2 separate regions of the Homo sapiens genome follow, and region 1 is linked to region 2. The links are chromatin loops, found by intact Hi-C in ENCODE. Cell type or tissue: dorsolateral prefrontal cortex. All regions are shown on one strand. Each heading gives the region's core, and the rest is flanking DNA. Links, peaks and the distances in the headings are about the cores only.

What was found. A loop is a pair of places that touch in the nucleus more often than their neighbours do. Peaks named below come from ENCODE experiments on the same cell type or tissue, not always from the same donor. Only the 100,000 strongest peaks of a DNase experiment are listed, where the experiment ranks them.
Region 1: a loop joins it to region 2, with 2.9 times the contacts of the local background. A loop is called at or near these places in 5 of 110 quality-filtered maps.

Annotation. Positions count from the first base shown.
Region 1 is chr4:87,850,842-87,863,559 of GRCh38, reverse strand. No RefSeq gene overlaps it. Among named protein-coding and RNA genes, the nearest start is that of MEPE, 24 kb to the right of the region's middle. In dorsolateral prefrontal cortex, for the core only: CTCF peaks have their summits at 10,135 and 10,335 (motif pointing left); no DNase peak of the experiment used is centred there; H3K27ac peaks cover 575 bases.
Region 2 is chr4:87,907,679-87,920,396 of GRCh38, reverse strand. No RefSeq gene overlaps it. Among named protein-coding and RNA genes, the nearest start is that of SPP1, 62 kb to the left of the region's middle. RefSeq lists silencers at 226-520, 746-1,040. In dorsolateral prefrontal cortex, for the core only: no CTCF peak of the experiment used is centred there; no DNase peak of the experiment used is centred there; H3K4me3 peaks cover 2,030 bases; H3K27ac peaks cover 2,413 bases.

The DNA.
Region 1 (12,718 bases), core at 2,430-10,429, 56 kb after region 2:
TGTCTAGCTAAGGGATTGTAAATACACCAATCAGCACTGTGTCTAGGTCAAGGTTTGTAAACACACCAATCAGCACCCTGTGTCTAGCTCAAGGTTTGTTAATGCACCAATCAGTGCTCTGTGTCTAGCTAATCCAGTGGGGACTTGGAGAACCTTTATGTCTAGCTAAGGGATTGTAAATACACCAATCAGCACTCTGTGTCTAGCTCAAGGTTTGTAAATGCACCAATCAGCACCCTGTGTCTAGCTCAAGGTTTGTAAATGCACCTATCAGTGCTCTGTGTCTAGCTAATCAAGTGGGGACTTGAAGAACTTTTGTGTCTAGCTCAGGGATTGTAAATGCAACAATCAGCACCCTGTCAAAATGGACCAATCAGCTCTCTGCAAAACAGATGAATCAGCTCTCTGTAAAATGGACTAATCAGCAGGATGTGGGTGGGACCAGATAAGGGAATAAAAGCAGGCTGCCCCAGCCAGCAGTGGCAACCCGCTTCGGGTCCCCTTCCACACGGTGGAAGCTTTGTTCTTTTGCTCTTTGCAATAAATCTTGCTGCTGCTCAGTCTTTGGGTCTGCACTGTCTTTATGAGGTGTAACACTCATTGCAAAGGTGTGCAGCTTCACTCCTGCGCCAGCGAGACCACGAACCCACAAGAAGGAAGAAACTCCGAATACATCCGAACATCAGAAGGAACAAACTCCGGACACGCGGACTTTACGAACTGTAACACTCACCGCGAGGGTCCGCGGCTTCATTCTTGAAGTCAGTGAGACCAAGAACCCACCAATTCCGGACACAGTAAGACAGCACTCCTGTGGAACTGCTTCATGGAATTTAAGAAACTTGGTTTCAGAGCTGGTAGACTCCTTTAAATCACCAATGTGTTTTAGCAGAAACCTACAACACACTGAGAATATCAATGAACCTCAAGATGTTTAATAGCCAGTATTTTTGTGACTGTCCCTTGAATTAGACATGCTAGCCACAGGGAGCAAAGGAAGTGAGGTGGGGCAGAGAGTGGGTGGGGATGAGGCTAGTTTTGCCCCACTGTGTTTCCATGAAGTTTTGTATAAAGTGGACTTTATGGTGTTTGCTGAAACCCATCTGCAGGGGAAAGGTTTGTTTGAACTTGAGGTAAAATAAGCTACCAGCTACTGTACTTCCTGGCCTGCCTCAGTGAGCCAGCCAGGAAGGGGTTATCCCCAGGCACTTCTCTCCCTCTGACCCCACTGCAGAGGTACTGCTTGTGCTGCCCTAATGAATACACTCTTCCTCGCCTCCTGAATTTGCTCTTTTACCTAAACGGAAACAAATACTGAAAATATAAGACGTGTTATTGCAAAAAGAAGGAGTAAAGTCAGAGTCTGTGACTTTCCCACACATCAGTGGAAGCTGGTGTTTTTTGAATAGAAGTCATCTCTGTATGGCTGGCTGTCAGACAGAACCTCCCACACAGAAGGGACCCACACTGGGTTTCTTTCTCCTGTCTTACCATCCTGGGATTCTTACTGATTATCTTTAAACTTACAGTTTATAACTGAAGTCTGATGGGACACTGGAGCATGGGCTTGAGCAGATGAAATATGTGGAAGCAAGGAAGGAGCTTTGTAGTTTAGTACTTAATAGCACTTCCCCCTGCTTTTTGAACAAGAGATGCTGCATTTTCATTGGTACTGGGCTTCACGAATTGTGTAACTAGTCCGGTCTCTCTGTGGATCTCTACTGTTTTTTATTCTACTAATAACAGCATACTTGTATTAGTCAGGGTTCTCCAGAGACACGGAACGAATAGAATATATACAGATATACAAGAAGAGACTTGTTATGGGAATTGGCTCATGTGATGATGGAGGTCAAGAAGCCCCACTATACACTGAAGCCAACTGGAGAACCAGGAAAACTGGTGGTGTAATTCAGTCCAAGACTTAAGGCTTGGGAACCTGGGGGGCTACTGGTGTAAGTTCTGGAGTCCAAAGGTCCAAAAACCAGGACCACCCACGTCCCAAGGCAGGGGAAGATGGATGGCCCAGATCAAGCAGATAGAGAAAATTCACGCTTCCGCCACCTCTTTGTTCTCTTGAGGCCCTCAATGCATTGGATGGTGCCCACCTGCATTGATGAGGGTGATATTCTGTACTAAGTCTACTGATGGATTCAACGCTGATCTCTTTCAGAAACACCCTCAAAGACATACTTAAAATAATGTTTACAGGCTATCTGGGCATCCCTTAGCCCTGTTAAGTCAACACATATAATTAACTATCACAACATCTTTTTATTATTTTTGCCTATGAAGTGGTCATGTTAATCTGTTAAGCTTGTATTATGTTTTTCTGTAAATATTCTTGGGACTACTCTGTAGGCATCAGTTTATGAGACTCATGAAATAGTGTTAACTATTAGTACTAATGGCACTGGAAATTCTAAAATCAAGACCACGTAAGAGAACAAAGATGTGACAGTGAAATACACTTGCTGTGGATTCTGAAGGCATTTCTAAAAGATGTTCAGAAATGTAGCGTATAACTTCCCAAGATGACAATTTCAAAGAGATTTCATTTGGATACCTAAGTATTGGTAATTAAAAAACCAGGTCAGGTGCAGTGGCTCACGCCTGTAATCCCAGCACTTTGGGAGGCAGAGGTGGGCAGATCACGTGAGGTCAGGAGTTCGAAACCAGCTTGGCCAACATGGTGAAACCCCATCTCTACTAAAAATACAAAAATTAACCAAGAGTGGTGGTGGGCACCTGTAATTCCAGCTACTTGGGAGGCTGACACAGGAGAATTGCTTGAACCAGGGAGGCGGAGGTTGCAGTGAGCTAAGATTGCGCTGCTGAACTCCAGCCTAGGCAACACAGCGAGCCTCCATCTCAAAAAAAAAAAAAAAAATTAGTCTCAGTAGTATATAGTCATTACTAAAAAAATATGTGTAGAATTGGAGTAAAGCTGACGTCTTGCTATCTGATATGATTTTACATCTTAAAAAGAATGGAAGTTCCCACAGACCTGCTTTGGGTTAATGATGTAGTTCAAGAGTGTGAGTGTGAAACCTCTAGCAACTAACATTATCAATTCAGGTTAACCTTAGCTCCAGAAAAAAGATCTGTATCCAGCTAATTAAAAATACACACACACACATACCACACATTGTATATATGTATGTATAAAATCACCTCTAATTATGAGGGCACAATTTGCTTAGGTGGCAGGATGAGCTACTGGAAATCAATTGTGGTTGAGCAGTTTTTTGTGTCATGAACTTAATAGGACAGAATAAAAGCTGATTTGTGCTATGCTACCTACACCACCAGTCTCCCCCAAAAAAGGGGAAGACAGGAGTTTCTAAGAGTCAATGTTTATTAAACCTTATTGTGCTTAAGCAATATTTGAAAAGCCTTTTAAAATATGTAGACTTCTAGTGTGAACCTGGAAGAGCAGAGAACCTGGTTCTTTCAATCTGCAGTAAGACCCAGGTATTAATACATGTAATTACTGGAAAGAGTGTTTTCATTCCCTTGAGTTTCCTCTGACCTCTCTGGCTGCTCCTCTTTGACTTTTTTATTTTTTTTTTCTGCTGGTTTCTCCTCAGTTCTCTGACCTCTAAGCTTTAGTGTGATCAAGGGTTTGAACTTTTCGGTCTTCACTCACTCCCTTGATAATTTCAGCTATTCCTATGACTCCTAACCTATCCATATGATGCTGACTCTGAAATTTAGATCTCTAGCCTGATTGTTCCCTAAATCACAAAGATTAAGTGTCCATCTTCTTCCACAGCATTGCCTTTTGGATGTCTAATAGGCATTATCATAGTTTCAGGTGTTCAAAAACAGACTCTAAGAAAGGATTCAATTACTAGCTCTTGCTATTGTTGTTGTTTGTTTTATTTTGATGGAGAGGGATATGAAGGTAAGGAAATGGGGAAGTGAGACAAACAAATAAAGAAATCCAACAAAGAACTTATTATCAAGCCAGCTACCACTGTGGGAACTTGAGTATATTCTTACTTTCCAGAATTCTGAGGACTAGTATAAAACACAACCTCTTAGTTCTCCTAGCCAAAAGGTGAGGGAACTTGGGGTATTTATACACCAAATCCTGCCAGTTACTGGCTGATGGCTGCTCCTGGAAGGCATTAATTCCCCAGCACTTCCAGGGATGTTGGTGGTAAAGTAGACTCCATTGGCAAAAGAGTCCTCCAGCAAGGATGTGAAGTTCTGGCATTGGGAGTTGGTTGGGTGTGCACTGCAGTGGACGAGAGGACAGATGGGGGCATAAACCACTCTTGCATCAAGAGCTTCAAGTTTAATTTAGTCTTCTAATATTCATTAATTGCAATCCTGCTTCTCTCACATGATTCCCAACCTCAAAAGCTGTTCAGGCTGAAAACTTGGGAGTCATTGTTGAGTCTTTCCTAGCTTTCACCCCCCAGAGCCAATCCACCAGCAAATTCTGTTCACTTTACCTTCAAAACACATCCTGATCCCAAATACTTCCCTCCAAACCTACTGTTACTCCCGGCCACCCTCTCCTCTTGCCTAGATTGTCACCATAGCCTCCTAACCTGCCTTGCGGCTTCTGCCTCTGCCCCAGTTTTCACCCAGCAGCTGGGGGATCCTGTTAAAATGGAGGTCAGATGATGGCACTGCCTTGTTCAAAACAATCTGATGGCTTCCTATTCCACTCATCGTAAAAGCCAAACTATTTTCTATAACCTATTAAATCTTATATTTTGACACTCTCCCTGACCCCAACTCCATTATATCTCTAACCCCATCTCTTTCTACCCTGACTACCCTCTTTGTACCAGCCACACAAGTCATACTTGGTGTTCCTCAACATGCTAGGCACATGCCTGCCTCAGGGGCTTTGCATATGCTGTTCCCCCTGCTTGGAACATTTTTTTCATCTCATATCATCTTGGCTGGCTTCCCTACTTTCTTTGAGGTTGTATTCATAAGTCACGTGTTCATTTTGAGTTTTTGTTGCCACTCTACACAAAATATTAGCCCTCTCCACAAGTTCTTAGACTTTTTCTCCAACTTAGTATTTTCCTTAGCTTCTGTGGCTGTATTGTATAGTATATATTTTATTTAATATAACTTGTTTATTGCCAGTATTCACCATAAATGTAAACTCTTAAAGGCAGGAATTTTAGTTTATTTTGTTCATTGCAGTATCCTCAATGCCTAGTACCTTGTTGGCTCTCAGTAGATATTTGTTGAATAAATGAATTAAATTCATACTGTTATACTTTTTTTGAACTCATTCAAATCTGAACCATAAAGCAAATTAATTTATGTGCAGGATCAGACTAAAGTTTAATAGAAGGCTCATTTATCCATTGAAAGAAAATTATTCAGTAGGAGTGTAGACAAAGATCGACATAAATTGGTATAATTTGCATGACTGACACACTCTTTTAAGGGTGAGGAAAAAATGGCTGCAATGTTTCCCCTCCTCTCACCATACCTTTTGTTGGTTAGGTCATTGTTGCTTAAGTAGTTGTATGTTTCAGGGCTTATCTTTGTGATTTGTTTTTGCCGGTGGGTCATTAGCAACCATGAGGCAAGCAGGGCATTGGAAAGTACTTACATATGAGACTGTCACAAGACTGAGCCTGAGCTAGCCTGCTGGAGGATGAAGGTCATGAGCAAGAGAACTGAGGCAACAGCCTGCCGAACACCAGGCATGTGAGTGAGGGAGTGAGGCTATACGTGACCAGCCAGCTGAGCACAGATACGTGAGAGAGCCCAGGTGAGATCAGCTGAACAGTCCAGTCTGGAAGAACCTCCTAGCCAAGCCAAAGGCCTACAAGCTAAATAAAGTCCTTTTTGTTTCAAGCCCCTAAGTTTTCAGGTGGTTTAATGATATCTATGAATGTATTTCCCAGATAGTTCACACTTTGTTTTCATGTTTTCCAATTTTCCTTTTAGTTTCTCTCATTTGTTGTATTTATTATAAGTCCTTAGAGGAGCTTCTACACAAGTGTCCACTACCCTAATTTCAACCCAAATATTTAAGTATGAAGTCCTACAACGGTAAGATTTGATGTATTATTTCTCCCCATCTAAATCACATGATTTGACCTGTCCTAAAGGTAATAAATTATCATAAATAAAGAAGTCTGGCTTAGTGTATTCCAAATATGTAACCTATAAAATGTGTTTTAATTCTTTAGCCTGCTTGTTTTAATAGAGATGCTTGGTACTACGTTGTTGTGAATGACCTAAGTCAATTAAGCTATTCACAATTATCAGGTTGTTCGGATAAGCATTGGCACATCCAGTAGTGAGGAGTGGCCGGGAACTATGGGATTCTTTTCCCATGGCTTTGCTCCCATGGTGGTATCCAACAGTGAAAACAAGTCTCAGACCGAATGCTACCACATGTTCAAGCATTTATTAGCAAACAGACAAAAACAGCCAAGAGCCTGTTCCTTCAGGGACAACAAAGTCTCCACTGTGACCTCTTAGGCTCTCCAACAAGCACCCTGCATGAAAGGTTCACTCTTAGGCAAATGTAATAACATTCTGATGACAGGTTCAGCTAACCTTCTGATTGGGTCAGGAAATAGAATCCTTCATTATTTGAGAGATCAGATGACCTTACTCTAGAGGAATTCAGCTAATGGATGCATCAGATTCTCTCACTCTGTTCATTCAGAAAGGAGAAACCTGCATGATCTTTCTAGCTTGCTGTAGGTTTCTGTAGGTTTATTGGTTTATCCTGTCTGCAGTTCACCCACCTATTTAAATCTGTAGGTTTTTGTCTTTTGCCAATTTGGAAAGCTTTCAGCCATTATTTCTTCAAGTGCTTTTTCAGCCCTGCCCTTTTTTTCCTCTCCTTCTAGAACTCCAATGACGTAAGTGTTAGATCCATAGGTCCCTGAAGCTCTGCTCTTGTGTTTTTGTTTGTTTGTTTGTTTTTACAGGCTATTTTTTCTGTGTTCAGGTTGAAAAATTGTTCTGTCTTCTAGTGGACTGATTTTTTCCTCTGTTCCCTCCATCCTTTTAATGAGCCCATCCACTGAGTTTTTCAAAATTTCCATTATTGTCTTTTTCATGTCTAACATTTCCATCTGGTTCTTCTTTAGATCCTCTCTTTCTTTGCTGAAACTTTCTACTTTTTCATTTGTTTGAAGTGCATTTATAAATTTCTCATTGAAGCATTTCTATGATGACTGCTTTACAATAATTTGTTAGGAAATTCTAACATCTCTGCTGACTCAGTGTTGGCATCTATTGATTGCCTTTGTTCATTCAGTTTGAGATCTTCCTGTTTCTTTGAATGATGAGTGATTTTCAATTGAATCCTGGGTACTTTCATATTATAAGACTCTGGGTATTATTTAACTTCTATTTTTGCTTCCTATGACACCACTTTAGAAGGGTAGAGATAGACGCCCAGGTTTCCCACTTGGCCTCCCTTGACATCCCTGTGTGTGTGTGTGCATGTGTGTTGGGGGCTCCTCATTACTACAGGAAAGGGTGGAAGTTCTGGCTCCCCACATGGTCTCTGGTGGCACCATAGGTAGGTGGCATTGTTACTGCTAAGCAGTGGTAAAAATCTTGACTCTCCACTAGACCTCCTGTGCCCCCCCCTCAGCAGGAAGTTGCCGAGTGGGAGTGGAGTCCAGGCTGTCCTCATGGTCTCCACTGATACCACAGGAACTGCTTGTTACAGGCTGGCTGGAATGAGAGTACCAGCTCTCTTCTCAGCCTTCTGTGATACCACCCCGGAGGTGGTGGTGGTGGTGGTGACGGGGCTGAGGCACCTCGTGGTGGCGTCTCCAGGTTGGAAGTCTGGGCTCCCCCACTCAGCCTTGGCTTGTGTGGGTGGGGTTGGGGCCACAGTTTTCTCTGCGGTGTTTGGCTGGCGTAGAGTGGTTATTGTCTAAAAGTGTTCAGCGTTGCTGGACTGCCCCTTTCCTGTTCCTTTGGCTAGAGTGTGCAGGCTTTTTTTGTCTGTATTTGGTGTTTCTGGGCTGCCAGCATCTGGAGCTCCAAGTCTGGGATATATGAGACCAAAAAAAGCCCAGGAAGCTTAATGCCTTGTCATTCCTTGAGTCTTAAGGTCCCTGGCCCATCTTTTTAATTCTCTCCACCTTTCAGAGTTTTCTTGGGTCTGTTCTACATGTGTCCAGGGATTACAGTTGTAATTTGGTTGTAATCTATTTCACCTTTCCAAGGTGAAAAAAAAACCTTTAGTTTTTTTTTAAGTCTACATTATCACAGTTTTCTGTACTGTCACTATTCTGATTTCATTTTTTTCTTTTTCTTTTGTTTTTTGAAACAGAGCCTTGCTCTGTCATCCAGGCTGGAGTACAGTGGCGCGATCTCGGCTCACTGCAACTTCTGCCTCCTAGTTTCAAGCGATTCTCCTGCCTCAGCCTCCTAAGTAGCTGGGACCGCAGGAGCATGCCACCACGCCCGGCTAATTTTTGTATTTTTTGTAGACAATGGGTTTCACCATGTTGCTCAGGATGGTCTCAAACTTCTGGACTCAAATGATCTGCCCATCTTGGCCTCCCAAAGTGCTGGGATTACAGTGTGAGTCACCGTGCCCAGCCTGATTGCATTTTTGATCTTATTGCTGGTCTTGTAGGTTTAGGAAATGCTGTAGAGCTCAGCATATTGATATTAGCAAAGCATTTGACAAAATTCTTTTGTGAGCATATCTAGGCCAGTTAATAATAGAGCCATAGTCATTATTAACCAAACAGCTGCACCCAAAAAGTATTGATTAATAGATCAGCATCGGCCGGGCGCGGTGGCTCACGCCTGTAATCCCAGCACTTTGGGAGGCCGAGGCGGGTGGATCATGAGGTCAGGAGATCGAGACCATCCTGGCTAACAAGGTGAAACCCCGTCTCTACTAAAAATACAAAAAATTAGCCGGGCGCGGTGGCGGGCGCCTGTAGTCCCAGCTACTCGGGAGGCTGAGGCAGGAGAATGGCGTGAACCCGGGAAGCGGAGCTTGCAGTGAGCCGAGATTGCGCCACTGCAGTCCGCAGTCCGGCCTGGGCGACAGAGCGAGACTCCGTCTCAAAAAAAAAAAAAAAAATAGATCAGCATCAGGCTACAAGGGGGCCAACTTCAATATGCTGCAGGCACTGTCCTAGCCTGCCCTCTGCCCTGTTCAAAATTTCTTCAAACTGGTGAATGAACACCCAGGAAGTATTTGCATCTTAAGAACTGGGAGTGATAGTTAATATTTAGGATCACAAAATCGAGATTGAAGAAACTTCAATAAAATAGCATTGTGAAATAGAGCATTATGCATCCTGGATCAGAAAATAAATGATATAATACTGTACAAAGAGCAGAGCTGGTCTAATATTGTTTTTTATGGAGTAAGCACATGAGCAAACAAAAACCAGAAGGAAGTTAGTACTTATATAATTAGAAATTAAATAAGGAGAAAGGGAAACTAATATGAATTTAGCCTGTATTTTGGACCAAGTGCTGACATAGGCATTTTGTAGATGTTAAGGAGTCTAACACAATCCTAGACTATATTAACAGGATTGAGTGGCCAGAATAAAGGGTAGACTATTACATGGTCTGCTGAGATGTTCAAACAATATGTGGAATATTGTGCCCAACCAACTGGAGGTAAGTGTGGTGAAAGAGCACATGAAAGGTCATTGAAAAATGTTTAGTTTGATGAGGAGAAGTGTAGAAAACAGGAAACATGTAATGTGGAAAATGAATGCATCTTTCTGCCTAGCACCAAAAGTGTAAGGTAAGGTAATGAACTCCCTGTTAGTGTAAGTATGTAAACAGTGGCAAAATGACCAGCTATTAGGGGTGAAACACAGTGAACCTGCCTTAGGTGAGCACTGGACCAGATGATCTCTAAGGTTTCTTCCAAGAATCTCTGCACCTGTATAGAGCCAGTTAGAAAAAGAATGGCAACGTGTTAATGTCAGGGGGTTTAGCCTCACAAAACTAAGCACAGCTGATCTTGGCTTTAAGGAGATTCAGACATTAGTAAGAAAGAAAAGAGACTTTTTAAGACAAATTCCACTTTATTATCTAAGGAAACAGGAAATTCAGAGTTTTATAGGAGAGATGTATGCAAACAAAAACTAGATTAAGTTTCCAGAGGGGGCTGTTATTATTCAAACAAAAGAGCCCTTGTTTTTATTTATGGAGTTTAAAAGTAATAGGATACGGGCATTATGAAAGAGAGGCACCTGATTGTATGTTTTTTTTTTTTTTTTTTTAAACTTCCTTTAGGGAGACATTTCCAAATTTAATTGTGAATGAAAGTTAAAAACTCTCTTTGCTTTGTTTCAAAATGCTTTTCAAAAAGTGAGCGAGGTTGCCATCTAGTGACTATTTTCTGGTTTTCCATTTTAAAAGCTCTTTAATACGGGTTCTTATGGCAGTGTTGCTGAAACCTGGCTGTGTATTAGTGTCACCTGGAAGTTTCCTAAAATGCAGAATACTAGGACCCACCAAAGAATCGGAATCTTTGAGAATGAGCTCCAGGGTTGTGCTTTCTGATAAAGATCTTCAGATGACTCCACTGGACCTAGCCTGTCACCAGTGTTTGGAATTAACTGCCCTGGGGCATATTGTGTGCAGGTGGAAGTGTCACAGAGGCAAATTTATGTAAAGTGCAATATTCACTTACTTGCTCTAAGAACCTACTTGCTCAGGTATATGAAACTTGATGTTGCATCTTTGTATCTCATATTTAAAATAGACTTGGTAATGCTAAAAATTTACCCTACTGTTGTACACAAAGATACATGACCAGTGATGTTTATTGTAACACTGTTTGAATAGTGATTAGCTAAAAATCATTTAAATGCCTATCAATAGGGATGTGGCTAAAAAAATGACAGTAAATCAAAGCAGCAAATTTTATGCAGCCATTTAAAAAGAATGGTTAAGCATCATATACAATTTTTATTTGTCAATCATACCTCAGTAAAGCTGAAAAAACACAAGAGTTTATAATAGAGACAAACTGGGAAAATGCTAAATATTCTTCAATAGTAGACTGAACAAACTGTGGTAAATGTATATAATAAAATTTAAAAATGATTTAAAAATATTTGGTAATGTGATAAAAGAGCAAATTAAGATAGCAGAAAAGAACACTAAAAGAATATAATGTTTTCTTAGAATATATGTCAGTATATAGTTAGAAAAAGAACTGGGAGGAAAAATGTGATGAAAGTGTAATTTTTTTTTATATTTTCTTTTTTTGTAATTTTATATAATGGGTTTTTCATTTCTCTCATAATCAGAAAACTAAAAACATTATTTTGAGAGAGAAAGATATGTGAATTGATTCAAAGCTTACTGTCACATGCTTTTAGTAAGTGTTAGATGAACAGGCCAGAGTAAGCTGAAATGAGGAAGCCAAAAGACCAGGTTGGAGACTCGTTTCTCTTGGCTACCGGTAGGCTCAGATGCTGGGGGGCTTTCACACTTGTACGTCCCTTCTTTATTCATCTGGCCCTGATGAATAACATGATGGTGCAACTGAGGGGCTCTTCCCTGGAAGGGCCTTTCATCAACCCGGATCTCTGTGGAAGACAGAGCACCAACACTGAACCAAGACAGAGGCAGATTTTGTAGAACACTAGAAATTTATGGATCACTGCTTTAAAATTCTACTAACTAAAGATTCTATTAATAGGGAATGCTCTTCTAGAACTCACACTTTTTTTTTTTTTTATTATACTTTAAGTTTTAGGGTACATGTGCACATTGTGCAGGTTAGTTACATATGTATACATGTGCCATGCTGGTGCGCTGCACCCACTAACTCGTCATCTAGCATTAGGTATATCTCCCAATGCTATCCCTCTCCCCTCCCCCCACCCCACCACAGTCCCCAGAGTGTGATGTTCCCCTTCCTGTGTCCATGTGATCTCATTGTAGAACTCACACTTTTGCGCAACATAAGGCAGCAAGCTTAGTCTCGAATCAGCATACTGTGACTTTTGCGCCCTTGTACTTTCAACTTTTGCTCCTTCTGTTCCTACTTTGTTTCCTTGTCACACTTTCTGTTCTGTCTTTTACAGAGACACATAAACTTTGAATGGTTGTGATCATATCCTGTTAGGATGACCGGTTTGTACGTGACCGATGGCACACTACGGCTCTACAATCACCAGATTATTTTCCACAGAGTAGTGAGTTGGGGAAGTCACGTATATGCACTGTGAATAGTTTCTGTTTTGCAAGAGCCTGTGTAAAGGTCCATTTTTAAATGCTGTCCTGTACATTCACTTGATTAATTAATTAATATTTATTTATTTATTTGAGACAAAGTCTCACTCTGTCACCCAGGCTGGAGTGCAGTGGCACGATCTTGGCTCACTGCAGCCTCCACCTCCCAGGTTCAAGCAATTCTTGTGCCTCAGCCTCCTAAGTAGCTGGCATTATAGGCCTGTGCCACTAGGCCTGACTAATTTTTGTATTTTTCATAGGGATGGGGTTTCACTGTGTTGCCTAGGCTTGTCTCGAACTTCTGACCTCAGGTGATCTGCCCCACCTTGGCCTCCTAAAGTGCTGGGATTACAGGCTTGTGCCACCAGTCCCAGCCTTGTACGTTCACTTTAAATGATATTTTTATTATTTGTTGATATAAGATAATCCACAAAGACAAGCTATTTTTCATCATAAACTGAAACATTCCTGCAATGGTAGGTTAATACAGGGGAAGTTCTGGACTAGCTATAGATTTGTGGGA
Region 2 (12,718 bases), core at 2,917-10,916:
CCCCAAGGGCTTCAGATAAAGGATTGTGGACTTGTATAACTAACATTTCACAAAGGTATGTGAAAGGGGAATACATTTGTCCAGGTCTCAGAGTATTATGTGGGTGTTTGGGGTTAAATGATGTCTCCCTCACCTTCAAATTCTTATGTTAAAGCCCTCTCCCCCAAGTATCTCAAAATGTGACCTTATTTGGAGATAGGGTCTTTACAGAGGTAACCAAGTTAAAATAAGGTCACTAGGGTAGGCCCTAATGCAGTATGACTGGTGTTCATACAAAAAGAGGAAATTTGGGTATGAACAGGCGTAGAGAGAAGATCGCTATCTACAAGCCAAGAAGAGAGGCTAGAACAGATCCTTTTCTCTTAGCTCTCAGAAGGAACTAACCCTGCCCACACCTTGATCTTGGACTTCCAGGCTCCAGAACTGTGAGACAATAAATTTCTGTTCTTTAAGTCACCCAGTCTGTGATACTTTGTTACAGGCCCGTAGGAAACAAATACAGTAGATTTGTGAGTGCTGTGAACCCCAAATATCAGAGACAGGTCTCAGTCAATTTAGAAAGTTTATTTTGCCAAGGTTAAGGACACACCCGTAACACAGCCTCAGGAAGTCCTGACAGTATGTGACCGAGGTGGCCAGGGGTACAGTTTGCTTTTATACATTTTAGGGAGACATGAGACATCAATCAATATGTGTAAGATGTATATTGGTTCATTCTGGGAAGGTGGGACAACTTGAAGTGAAGGCTTCCAGGTTAGAAGTAGATAAGAGACAAAAGGTTGCATTCTTTTGAGTCCTTGATCAGCCTTCCACTGAATGCACAATCTAGTCTGACTTAGTGAATCTGCATTTTTACATAAACAATAGGGCAGAGGAAGCAATCAGGTATGCGTTTGTCTCAGGTGAGCCTCACAGGGATGATTTTGAGCTCTGTCTGTCCTTTGTCCACAAGGAATTTCCTGTGGGCAAATTGTAAGGGAGATATGTAGCTTCTTATCTTTGTAGCTATCTTATTTAGGAATAAAATGGGAGGCAGGTCTGCCTAACATAGTTCCCAGCTTGACTTTACTCTTGGCTTAGTTATTTTGAGATTCCAAGATTTATTTTCCTTTCATAGTGCTCTACAGGAAATGCAGGAGATATTGGCGTGCTGCAGGTAAAGGGAATAAGACCTGCCTGGCACAGTGGCTCATGCCTGTAATCTCAGTGCTTTGGGAGTCCAAGGCAGGAGGATCGCTTGAGGCCAGGAATTCAAGATCAGCCAAGGCAACATGGCTAGACTCCAGTCTTCACAAAAAATTAAAAAATTATCTAGGTTGGGAGACTGAGGTGGGAGGCTCACTTGAGCCCAGGAATTCAAGACTGCAGTGAGTTATGATCACGCACTCCAGCCTGGGTGATGGAGTGAGGTTCTGTCTTTCTAAAAATAAAATAAAATAAATAAAACAAAATAAAGCCAAAAGTGGCTTAAAAGTTTGAATTGGAGATAAATAGTTCTAGGGTTGTTTCAGTGTCTCGATGCTGTCATCAAGGACCTGGCCCCTCTTTTCTTGCCTTTTTTCCCCTCTTCCCTTCCCTCCCCTCCCCTCCCCTGCCCTCCCTCCCTCCCTTTCCCTCCCCTTCCCTTCCCTTCCCTCTCTTCTCTTTTCTTCTTTTTCACCTCCTCCTTCCCTCCTCCTCCTCCTCCTCCTTCTCCTCCTACTCTTCTTCACCATCAGTGTGGCAGCAGTATCTCTCTCCATGGCTATACAATGGCATCAGTTGCTCCAAGTATTATATCCTCATATGACAAAATGTAAAATAGGAAAGGAAGAGGTTCTTCTTGAGGCTTTCTCAGCAGTCTCCCTATATTTATTTCATTGGTCAGAACCAAGTCACATGGCCATTGCCTGCTGCAGGCAGGCTTGGAGAGGGGGTACAGTCTGTTCTGCCACATCCATTTCCAGAAAATGAATTAGTACACAGACATGCATTGATAAATAGGGGAATTATGTCGATATACTCTGGAAGTTGTGTTGGTGTAGCAAAAAAGCAGAATATAGCAGCCTAGCAGGAGAGAGAATTAATAATAACGTTTAGCAGGAAAAGTAAAAGCCTTTAGCTGTACAGGCAGGAAACTTTTTTAACTTTGTGAAAGAAAATTTAAAATGAATGCTTATTCCCGACACTCCCTTATGTGAGGGCACCTGTTACTCCTGAGTCTCATACAACTCTAAGCCTGTGGCGGGTTGCACTTCCTCCTATATTTCACTTGCATCCGTGTGAAGAGACCACCAAACAGGATTTGTGTGAACAACAAGGCTGTTTACTTCACCTGAGTGCAGGTGGGCTGAGTCTGAAAAGAGAGTCAGCGAAGAGAGATAGGGGTGGGGCCGTTTTATAGGATTTGGGTAGGTAAAGGAAAATTACAGTCAAAGGGGGTTGTTCTCTGGTGGGCAGGGGTGGGGGACACAAGGTGCTCAGTAGGGGAGCTTTTGAGCCAGGATGAGCCAGGAGAAGGCATTTTACAAGGTAATGCCATCAGTTAAGGCAGGAACAGGCCATTTTCACTTCTTTTGTGATTCTTCAGTTACTTCAGGCCATCTAGATGTATATGTGCAGGTCACAGGGGATATAATGGCTTAGCTTGGGCTCAGAGGCCTGACACTATACCGACTCTATCAGCAGCCTCACTGTCTCAGAATTCTGGAATGCATTCCATATTGTTCTTTCTTTCTTTCTCTTTTTAAAGTGACTTCTTAAGCATAACATATATGAACCATATGTGAATACATGAACCAGAAATGAATAGTCCATGTTGTTTTAATGCATTTTATTATATCCTGAGTAGCTCTAGCTATCTTAACTACCTGCCTGGGGTTGTCCAAGTTATATTCTGAAATACCCACTATTTTTTTTTAGGTCTACTTTAACCCCCAACCCCTTCTTTTTCCTATAAGCTCTGTTATTTTTAGGGCCTAATTTTGCAAAAAAACAAGGATTTCCAGTAATGGACTTATAGCTGAAACAACTGAATCTGACATTTTCAGTTCCTGTCCCAAGAACAGGGCTCTGTCAGCTGGAAGAAGCAGGTGCAATGATTTGTTGGGTAGAGGTCAGCAATGCCCGTCTCATAGTGCATATGGACATAACTTTACTCTCACAGGTTCAATATTTGACATGACGAGAATGGTTCAGAAAAAGTAAAAATTGCTACAGGTGAATGTGGAAACTGACAGTTTAATGTAATTGGTAGTAGATTGTCATTCAAGTGCAATTTGTATTGTTACTAACAGATTTGTGTACAAGGTTTGGGAAGGATTTGTGGCTCCTCCTTTGCCATCACGTGGATGTAGGAGAGGGGAATGAGAGGCTGGTCAACCAGATTAGCAAAGCCTTTTTATCTATGCACAGCAGATCTTTGAGCAGCCCCAGACTACAGAAGCTGCTTGGAAATGTGGAGATGAGGATTCACTGGCCAATGCTTAGGCATTCTAGGGGAATTTTTGGAGTGGGGGATAACTGCGAACACCCAGACAGGCCACAAACATCCAGAAGTAGCTTTCCTTGAAGGAAGCTAGAGCATATTAGCACATGGGCCAGCCTGGGAAACATGAGTCATACAGTCCCCCCAGCCTGACCTGCCCCCGGATAGCAGAACCCACACTGCTGGGCCACAGGGAGTAATTGTAGGTTCTCCATAAGGCACTTCTCTGCATTCAGCCAACTGAGAGGAGAGAAATATCATCAATCTTGATTTAAATAGAAAAATATCTTTCACAACTCCCTTTAGCGATTACCTAGATTCTTCTTAAAGATCACCAGTGACAGGTAATGTACTCTCTTTGGAATTTATACTATATAGTTAAGAGAATGGATTCAAGTCAGACTGCCTGGGTTCAAATACCAGTTACTCTACTCAACCAATGATCTGATCTTGATCAAATTATTTAACATCCTGGGTCTCAGTCCTTTCATCTATAAAATGATGGTAATAATATATAGCATAAGGTTGTGAAGATTTTATATATATATATGTATACATACATATATACACACATATATATACACACACATATATTTAGTTAGAACATAATTAAGTTATATATATAACTTTATCTATATATATAACTTATATGTATGTAACTTAGAGAAACCTAGCACCATACAAGTGTCATTCTTAGTACTATTATTGCAATTATTTTTATTAGAATGACCAAATCAAAGATCATCCAAATCAGAACACATGGTCTGACCAGAAACTTGATTCCGTTTCTTGGTTGAACTGAGAAGTTAAGTTGGATATCAAAATATTTGTAAAAAACATTTGTTGCCTTTACCCACCTCCTCATCTCCTATTCTTTCTTCCATTCATTCTTTTGGAAACTATCTAGCAGTTTCTCTCTGGAGGGCTGTATTCTCTGCTCTCAGAATAAGTACTTCAAATGCTTCAAGTAGGGATAACACTGTCTCCATCTCCAGGAGTGGGCATGTGATTCAGTGCTGGCCAGTCAAAGGCATACATTCCCCTGACCATGTGATTTGTTCAGACTTGGGCATGAAACGTTGTCAGAGCCAGTGGGGAACGAGTGTTTTGCCAGGTCAGCAGGAAGAAGCACAGATGCGCTCATTGTACGAGTTGGACCTGGGGGGCTTTTGGAGCTGCTGGTAGCCATTTGGCAGCATATAATGCCTAAGGAAAAATCCGTGGCATATATTTGTTATTCTTTTTGGCCACTGAGCACCTTCGAACAACTTTCCTATGTTGATGAATTCCCCAACTGATGAGAACATCTTTGTAAAAGCTAGATTCTTACCTTTGAGTCTTTCTTACTCCAGTATATGTGTGTTCTAGGATTTGCTATCAGACCCACTCTTGTCAGACTTTTAATCAGAAGCCAATGAGGTAAATAAGGACTTTATTCTCAGGAGGCAGTAGCAGCTTTATCCCATTTCTAGAAGCACAAATAGCAATGATTCTAGCAGGAGCATCCAGTGCCTGAAACTAGAACTGTTGGGACCAGTTATACTGGCAATGGTATCTCCAGTGAGTTGGTTTTTAACCTGATTTGCAGTTGAGTTACTGGATACAAGTTCCCGAATTTCATTCTCAAATCTTTCCAAAGGTAGTGTGAGCTAGCTAAAATATTTCAGTAAATTTAGTTTTCTGCTTAAACTATCCATAGTTGGTTTCTGTTGTTTGCATTTAGGAACAATAAGTAACAGAATTAAAGCAGAGAAGAGCAGATTCAGGAGATGGAAAGAGACCAGGTCCTAGAGATCTGTTATGGGTTCTCAGATCCAGCCACACCTGAAGCCAGAACCCCTTGCTGCTTCATTTATATGAAGTGATGAATTCTCATTTTCTTCAAGCCAATTTGAGTTGGATTTTTGAAGCTTGCCTTCAAATACAGATACTCCTCCACTTACAAGGGGGTTATATCTCGATAACCCCCTTGTAAGTGGGAAATATTGTAAGTAAAGTTCAACTTATGGTATTTTCCACTTACAATGGGTTTATCCAGAGGTAACCACATCATAAGTTGAGGAGTGTACTGAAGGCATATGGTTTTGGCACCATTGTAAAGTAGAAAAATCTAAGTTGAACCTTCATAAATTAGAGACCATCTATAATCTCAATTGTTGTCACCCTTATCTATTATTATGTCCTGTATATGTTTTTTAATGATTTTGACATAAAAGTTAAAATGAATAATACATTTTTAAAAACCCATTTAATTCTCTCAGAGGCTATTTATTTCTGTGATCCAAGATTTTTTTTTTTTTTTAAACAGGCCAGGCATCTGTTTAATGTTTAATATCAGATGAAGCCAGAAAAGAATTTGACAGTATTAATTTCATTTTTATCCTTGCAAAATTTTGTTTTAGCTTTTTAAAAAATTTAACATATTTAATTGTCGAAAGTGAAATTAAATGTATGATTTCTCTAATTGATTTCTAAAGTTTTATTAACCCATAAACAAGCTAGATACTAATTATTTATATTTAAGCTTTAAACTTCACATGGTTGCATACACTTTTTGTAGTAATCTGCCTACATTGTATTATAAAAATAGAAATTACACATTCAGTCAAATGGATGTTTTCCTTCTAGTGGAAGTGTTTCTAGAGTACATATTGTAATTTACTAAAATGTTTGACATCAAATTCCTTTTTCTGTCATTATAATTTCTGGCACATGCATTTCACATAAATGTTGGTCAAAGGATGTTTCTAGCACCCCTCCCACCCCAAAAGTTGCTGCTTCTCAATGTTTGTGAAACAAAATTATATGCCTTTCTTTTTCAGAGCTGGGTCATATGGGCTAGTGAGTTTACTCATTGGCATGTGATTTGGACTTTCATCAAACCAGCTAACCAAGATGAAAATGTCAACTTATTTGAATGAACACGTCTGTGTTACTTAAAAAAAAAAAAAAGCATGTTGGCATAACATACACAAACACGATATTGGATTTATTTTTATTCTTTGGACTTAAAAATGTAGTCGATTCTTATCATTACAAAAGAAAAGATGAATATTTTTAAAAAGAGTGAAATTATAGAAACATTCAAAAGAAAAAAAGTATCCAGAATATTACTATCAGACATAACCATTGTTATTTTGGAATATTATCTTTAAATCTTTTAACTAGACATATATTTTAATATTCCTTTTCATTTTTGAGATAATTATGTCCACATAGTTTTATATAATGCTTTTTAATTAACTTCATAATAAAATAGTTGTAAAGCATTAATTTGGCATCATCTGCAATTTGGATGAAATTATTCCATTGCATGACATTGTTACATTGTTTGTGAACATGAGAATTTATAAAATTATGGAATTATAATTTTAATTTTATAATTATAGGTCTAGAATAAAGTCTTAATTTTTATAATCAAATTATATGTTTGGCTTAAAATACATTATAATTTCACTTAATTTTGCAGATTACCATGAGTGGTATATAAAAATGGTAGCATTAGCTTTATTTGTGGGTAGGGAGTTGGCGGGGGGTGGTGCCTGTATGATAGAATACACACTACACAGTCAAGAGACTTGAGTGTCTAAAGCCTGGCTCCCTTCAAAAGCAATGAACTCTGTGATCTTGGCCAAGTGACCCTGAGTTTTAATTTCTTTAGCTGACAGTTAGGGGATGAAATTAGATCAGGGGTTCCCAAGCTATAGTCTGTGGATCAGTGTTCATTTTAGACAAAGTTCTATCCAGTCTGTGATAAAAGGGAAAACAAGTCAGTAAGTTTATCAGATAACAAAACTTATTTAAATATATTTTCTCTCTTTTTCACCCCCTAAGGTTATAGCCTTCTCAGGAACCTTAGATTATGACCCCTTCTGACTCTAAAATTCTGAAGCTATAAAGTAAGGTCTTAGGGACTCGAGAAGTAAAATATCAACTTAGTTAGAGGGTCAGAAAGACAAAAAATAAAAAGAAAACATAAAATATGTCATGAAGACAGAGAAAGAAGTTATTTGTGGTGTTTTAGCAATTTTGAATTTTTAACGTTATCTGGTGCTCTGTAAAGACAATAGAGGCAAGTTGACTGCAGTTATAGAATGCAACTTCCTGTTCTGCTGGTGAAACTTCAGCCTCAATTCCTGGCAGAGGTTAACATTTAACACGACCTTAGTTGGGCCTTCCAATTTTTCTCATGGTTAGATAGAGAGAGATTATTTAAATCAGCTTTACTAGTCTCATTTTACATTTTAATCTGATAAAACACGGTGACCAGAAAGCCAGATCCGATGGAAGGAGGAAGGGGACGTTTGCTTTTCCTTCTTATTTCCATTAGCTTTATGTCCTTATAGCTCTAGAGCACATAAAGCTAGGGAAATATGGGTTTTCTTACATAGCTGGTTTTAAAATACTGCTTTGCAACTCAGTATGTGTAAAAACCAGTCAGTAGTGCATTGATAGATGACTCTTTAGTGAGTTTGGAAGTGAAATTATAGCTGTGAGGACACATTTGCAGGCAAATGCTGGGGTGTGTTTAAAAAGCTGTATGCCCAGGGTTCAAATCAGGGCTCTGGTGGCTGCATTTGGGTAGATGAGTCATTCATCTGTCGTGACCTCTGGAGTTATCCTCATTCAGACAGTTTTCAGATTCATTCACGTAGACATGATATGTGTATGTCTTGAGGATAATAATCAAGAGCTTCCCCCTTTATCATGAATTACAGAAAGGATTTATAAACCTTAAGTAGAGTTTGAAATATTTTTCCAAACCAAAATAATATATTTACTTTTATCTACAACACTATGTTTTTGTAGTCTTCCAAATATTTCCCTCTAATTGCTTTTGTGCTGAGTTCTTCACTTTGATTGATGTGATTCAATTCTGTATGGAAGGCATAGCTCATTATTAAAGATCTGGAAATATACTGATAAAATATAATTGATTCTCATTTTAAAGTTTCACGTTTTATTTTCTCATTCATTAGGAGTAACTTCTTACACAGCTTCTGTTTTTGCAGATGCATAACATAAATAGGTTTCAATTTCCTAGTTTCTCTCTTTTTAAATGTGGGCGACAGAAGATGTGAATTTAATTCCTTCTGGTCCCTCATTCTGTCCAGGGTTTCCATTCATGTGGTTGTTCATAAGCATTATAGGCACACTTGGCTTTTGGGCATAAATTTATTCCCTACTCAACAATAGAAATGATTTTTCTCTGAACTGGGACTGTGGAATCGATGGCTCTGGTTAAATGATGTCTTTGTCTGAGTCTCACTTTTTAATGTTTACCTCAGTTGCTTTTCCATTAACTCTAAGTTGCAGGGCACCTTTGTTCAAGGGCACTTTTGTAGAGGTAAACAAAGTTGGCTGGAGGGCACACAGACAGAAGTGATATCAAAGAGAGTCACATGTCTGGTGCTCCAGCTGCTGCAGCATTCAGGAGGCAAATTCCAAGAATGGGTCAATTTTATCAGTGTTTAAGAGAATAAAGAAATGTTAGAAGACTCCCAGAACCTGGCCCCACATCTATTTTCAATCTGCTTTGTTCGTGGCAAAGGGCATTCTAAAAAACAGGCAAGACAAGCGGTGAAGCAATCAGCTATAAATAGTAGAGCCTCTGTTTGTTTGAAGACAGTGTGTTCTGTCAAGGACTGCGAATATTTGGGTTCTTGCAAAGAACTGTGTCTAATTTTACTCAAATTTGCAAGTATAGATGAGAAAATCAAAGAAAAAAGTGCCCAAGAGAACATAGCACATCATACCGGTGTTTAATGTTCTGTTTCATTTTGGTTTTTTGTTCTAGTCACAGGGCGGAAAATTTCCACTTTGCCTAGATTGTCTGCTGTTGCAGGGCTGCTCCACAAACTCCATTCACTTTACGGAGCATCTGCCACATGCCAGAAACGAAGGCATGAGCATCAGAAACACAAAAGAAACATTCCCACCCATAGCCTTGCAGAGGAGAAAGGCAAGAGAACTGAGAATTCTAACTTACAATCCCACGTGCTGAGTGCTACAAAGAGGGTGATGTGGAAAGAAAGGTGAGGACTTAGGGTAACTAACTCATCCTGGTTTGTCTGGCAGTTTTCTGGTTTTAACACTGAAAGTCTTGTGTTCTGGGAACCCCCTTAGTCCCAAGCAAACCCAGACAGTTGTATTAGTGAGGTACTCAGTGGGAATTGCTGGAGGAAGTAATGGGATTGGGGAGGGAATAGGATGTTAGAAAATTTCCCAGAAAAGAAGAAATGTTTAAGCTGCATCTGAAAGGCTGAGGTAGAAAAAGATAGGTATGCTAGGCAGAATAATGGCTCCCGAAAATAAGCAGGGACTAATCATTAGAGCCTGTGAATGTTATCTTATATCGCAAAAGGGATTTTGCAAATGTGATTAAATTAAGATCTTGAGACAGAGTGTTCTGGATTATCTGGGTGGGCTTCTCTGTAAACATAAATGTTCTTATAAAAAGGAGATAATCCTGCTAACAGAGAAGCAGACAGTGGAAGAGGTGACAATGGAAGCAGGAGGTCAGAGGAAGGGGTCACCAGCCCTGGAATGCCCGTGGTCTCCAGAAGGTAGGAAAGGCAAGGAAATAGATTCTCCCCCAGAGCAGCCAGAAGGAGCTGGCCTTGGAACACCTTGACTTTAGCTGAGTGAAACTGATTTCTGGTTTCTGGCCTGTAGATGGTAAGAAAATAAGTGAGTTGCTGGGTTTTTTTTTTTTTTTTTTTTTTTTTTGAGATGGAGTCTCGCTCTGTCGCCCAGGCTGGAGTGCAGTGGTGTGATCTCCATTCTCCTGCCTCAGCCTCCTGAGTCGCTGGGACTACAGGCGCCCGCCACCACGCCCTGCTGATTTCTTGCACTTCTAGTAGAGACGGGGTTTCACCTTGTTAGCCAGGATGGTCTTGATCTTCTGACCTCATGATCCACCTGCCTCAGCCTCCCAAAGTGCTAGGATTACAGGCATGAGCCACAGCGCCTGGCCGTAAGTGCTGTTTTAAGCCACTAAGCTTGCAGTGATTTGTGTCAGCAGCAACAGGAGATGAATACAGGAGGGAATGTGGGGAAGGGCAATCTAGGCAGGAGGCTAGCATGACAAAACCTGTAAGAGGGCAAGGGATGTTCAGGATACCACAGGCAGTCAGGGTGTCTGCAGTGAAGCATGCATGGAAACACAGTAGGAGAGGAAGCTCCGGAGAAAGGTAGAGGCTGGGCTGTGAAAGAGTTTTTCCTCCATATTGAAGACAATGAAGACATACTCAATGCTTTAAAGCAGGGCCATAATGTGATTATATTTCATTTTGGAAAAGTCTTTTTGGTAACAGGATGGGAAAGTAGATAATTGTGAGGAGGAAGTAGATTCAAAGAAGCAGATAAATCCACTTAGATTTGATTGATTGGAATGATTACATTGTCCAGGCAAGAAAAGATAGGACTCCTGATGGCCAAAGGGGACGAAAAACGGGGCAGTTTCTAGAGATTCTTAGGAGGTGGATTATACAGGACTTGGTGTCCACCAAGTGAGGCAAAGAAAAGGTTGAAATTTTCATTTGGGTGCCTTGGAGGATGGGGCTGTCAATGCAGAGATGGGAATACAGGAGGAGCAGTGTGTATACAGGCTGTGGGTGGGAACGATGGGTTAGCTTTCAGGATTACAGAGGAATGAAATGCTTTCAAATGAGTGCATCTTTGTTCCATTCAAAAATTGAATGCCACTGATAATCATCGGGCACCTCTGAAGATGTGAAAGATTAAAATTACATTTTAAAAGCCTAAGTTACAGGCCAAACGTGATGGCTCACACCTGTAATCCCAGCACTTTGGAAAGCCGAGGTGGGAGGCTTCCTTGAGGCTAGGGAGTGTGAGCAAGACCCCGTCTAAGTTATGGTATTACATCACAAAAATACCACGATTTCTGTACTTAAAAATACCATAGAATACTAAAAACAGGTATTCTAGTCACCATTATTTCATTTTTGACTTTTGGAAACACACTTCTATTTCAAGGTTCTACTTTTCCCTTTTCCTCCACTGGAATAAAAATATCCTGTATTGTAGATATTTTTATATTTATCTTATTTCTTCATTTAGGGAGATAAGCTTCTGAAAACCAGGACCACGTTACATTCAACTTTGTGTCCTCACAACCTAGTACAGGATCTGCACATAGTTGTGCTTAATCAATATTTGTTGAATTCAACTATTTACTATTGTTCTTCCTCATAGTAGAGCTGACTTTACATTTCCCAATGCCTTATCATGTCTTTCTCATCACATCTAGTTGCTGAAGTCACTTGGATATAAAGGCATAAGGCACATCTTTGGTCATGATGAGAATAAAAATCCAGTTTGGTGACATACCAAGGCTCCTTTATGAATTTTCCACTGTTGTCAGGTTGTTTTCAAAGTGATAAAAATTTCCACACATTAAAGAAAAATTTGACCAAGAATTTTTCTTTCATCTCTTTAGCACTCTTCCCATGAACCACAGAGAAAAACTATAGCAGTAGATAAGATAATGCATAGCTTTCCTTAAAGATGATTTATAAGTACAGGGTGGAGTGGTTCGGTAAGTAGTTATTTTGTACAAGTGTCAATAAAGAATGTGCCTTTTTGCTTGGGGCTGTTAGAGGTAGAATTGTTGGTTGAAGTATTGCAGAATGTGCCCTTATTTGGAAATAGGGTCTTGTTTGTTTTTGTTTTGAGACAGAGTTTTGCTCTTCTTACCCAGGCTGGAGTGCAATGGCACGATTTTGGCTCACTGCAACCTCCACCTCCAGGGTCTGAGCAATTCTACTGCCTCAGTCTCCCAAGTAGCTGGGATTACAGGTATATCTACCACGCCTGGCTAATTTTGTATTTTTAGTAGAGATGGGGTTTCTCCATGATGGTCAGGCTGGTCTCAAACTCCCAACCTCAGGTGATCCGCCCGCCTCAGCATCCCAAAGTGCCAGGATTACATGCATGAGCCACTGCACCCGGCATGGAAATAGAGTCTTTACCCAGAGGTAATCAATGTAAAACGAGGTCACTAAGAATAGCCCTAATCTAATACGACTAGTGTCTTTGTAAAAAGGAGAAATTTGGACACAGAGCCTGATGCACAGAGGGAAGATGATCTGTGAACTTGGAGGATGGGAATGATGCACCTCTAAGCCAAGGGGCACCAAACATTGCCAGAGAACCACTGGAGTCTAGGAAAAGCCAGGGGAAGATGCTTCCTCTGCAGGTTTCTGAGGGAGTATGACCCTGCCGACTCTT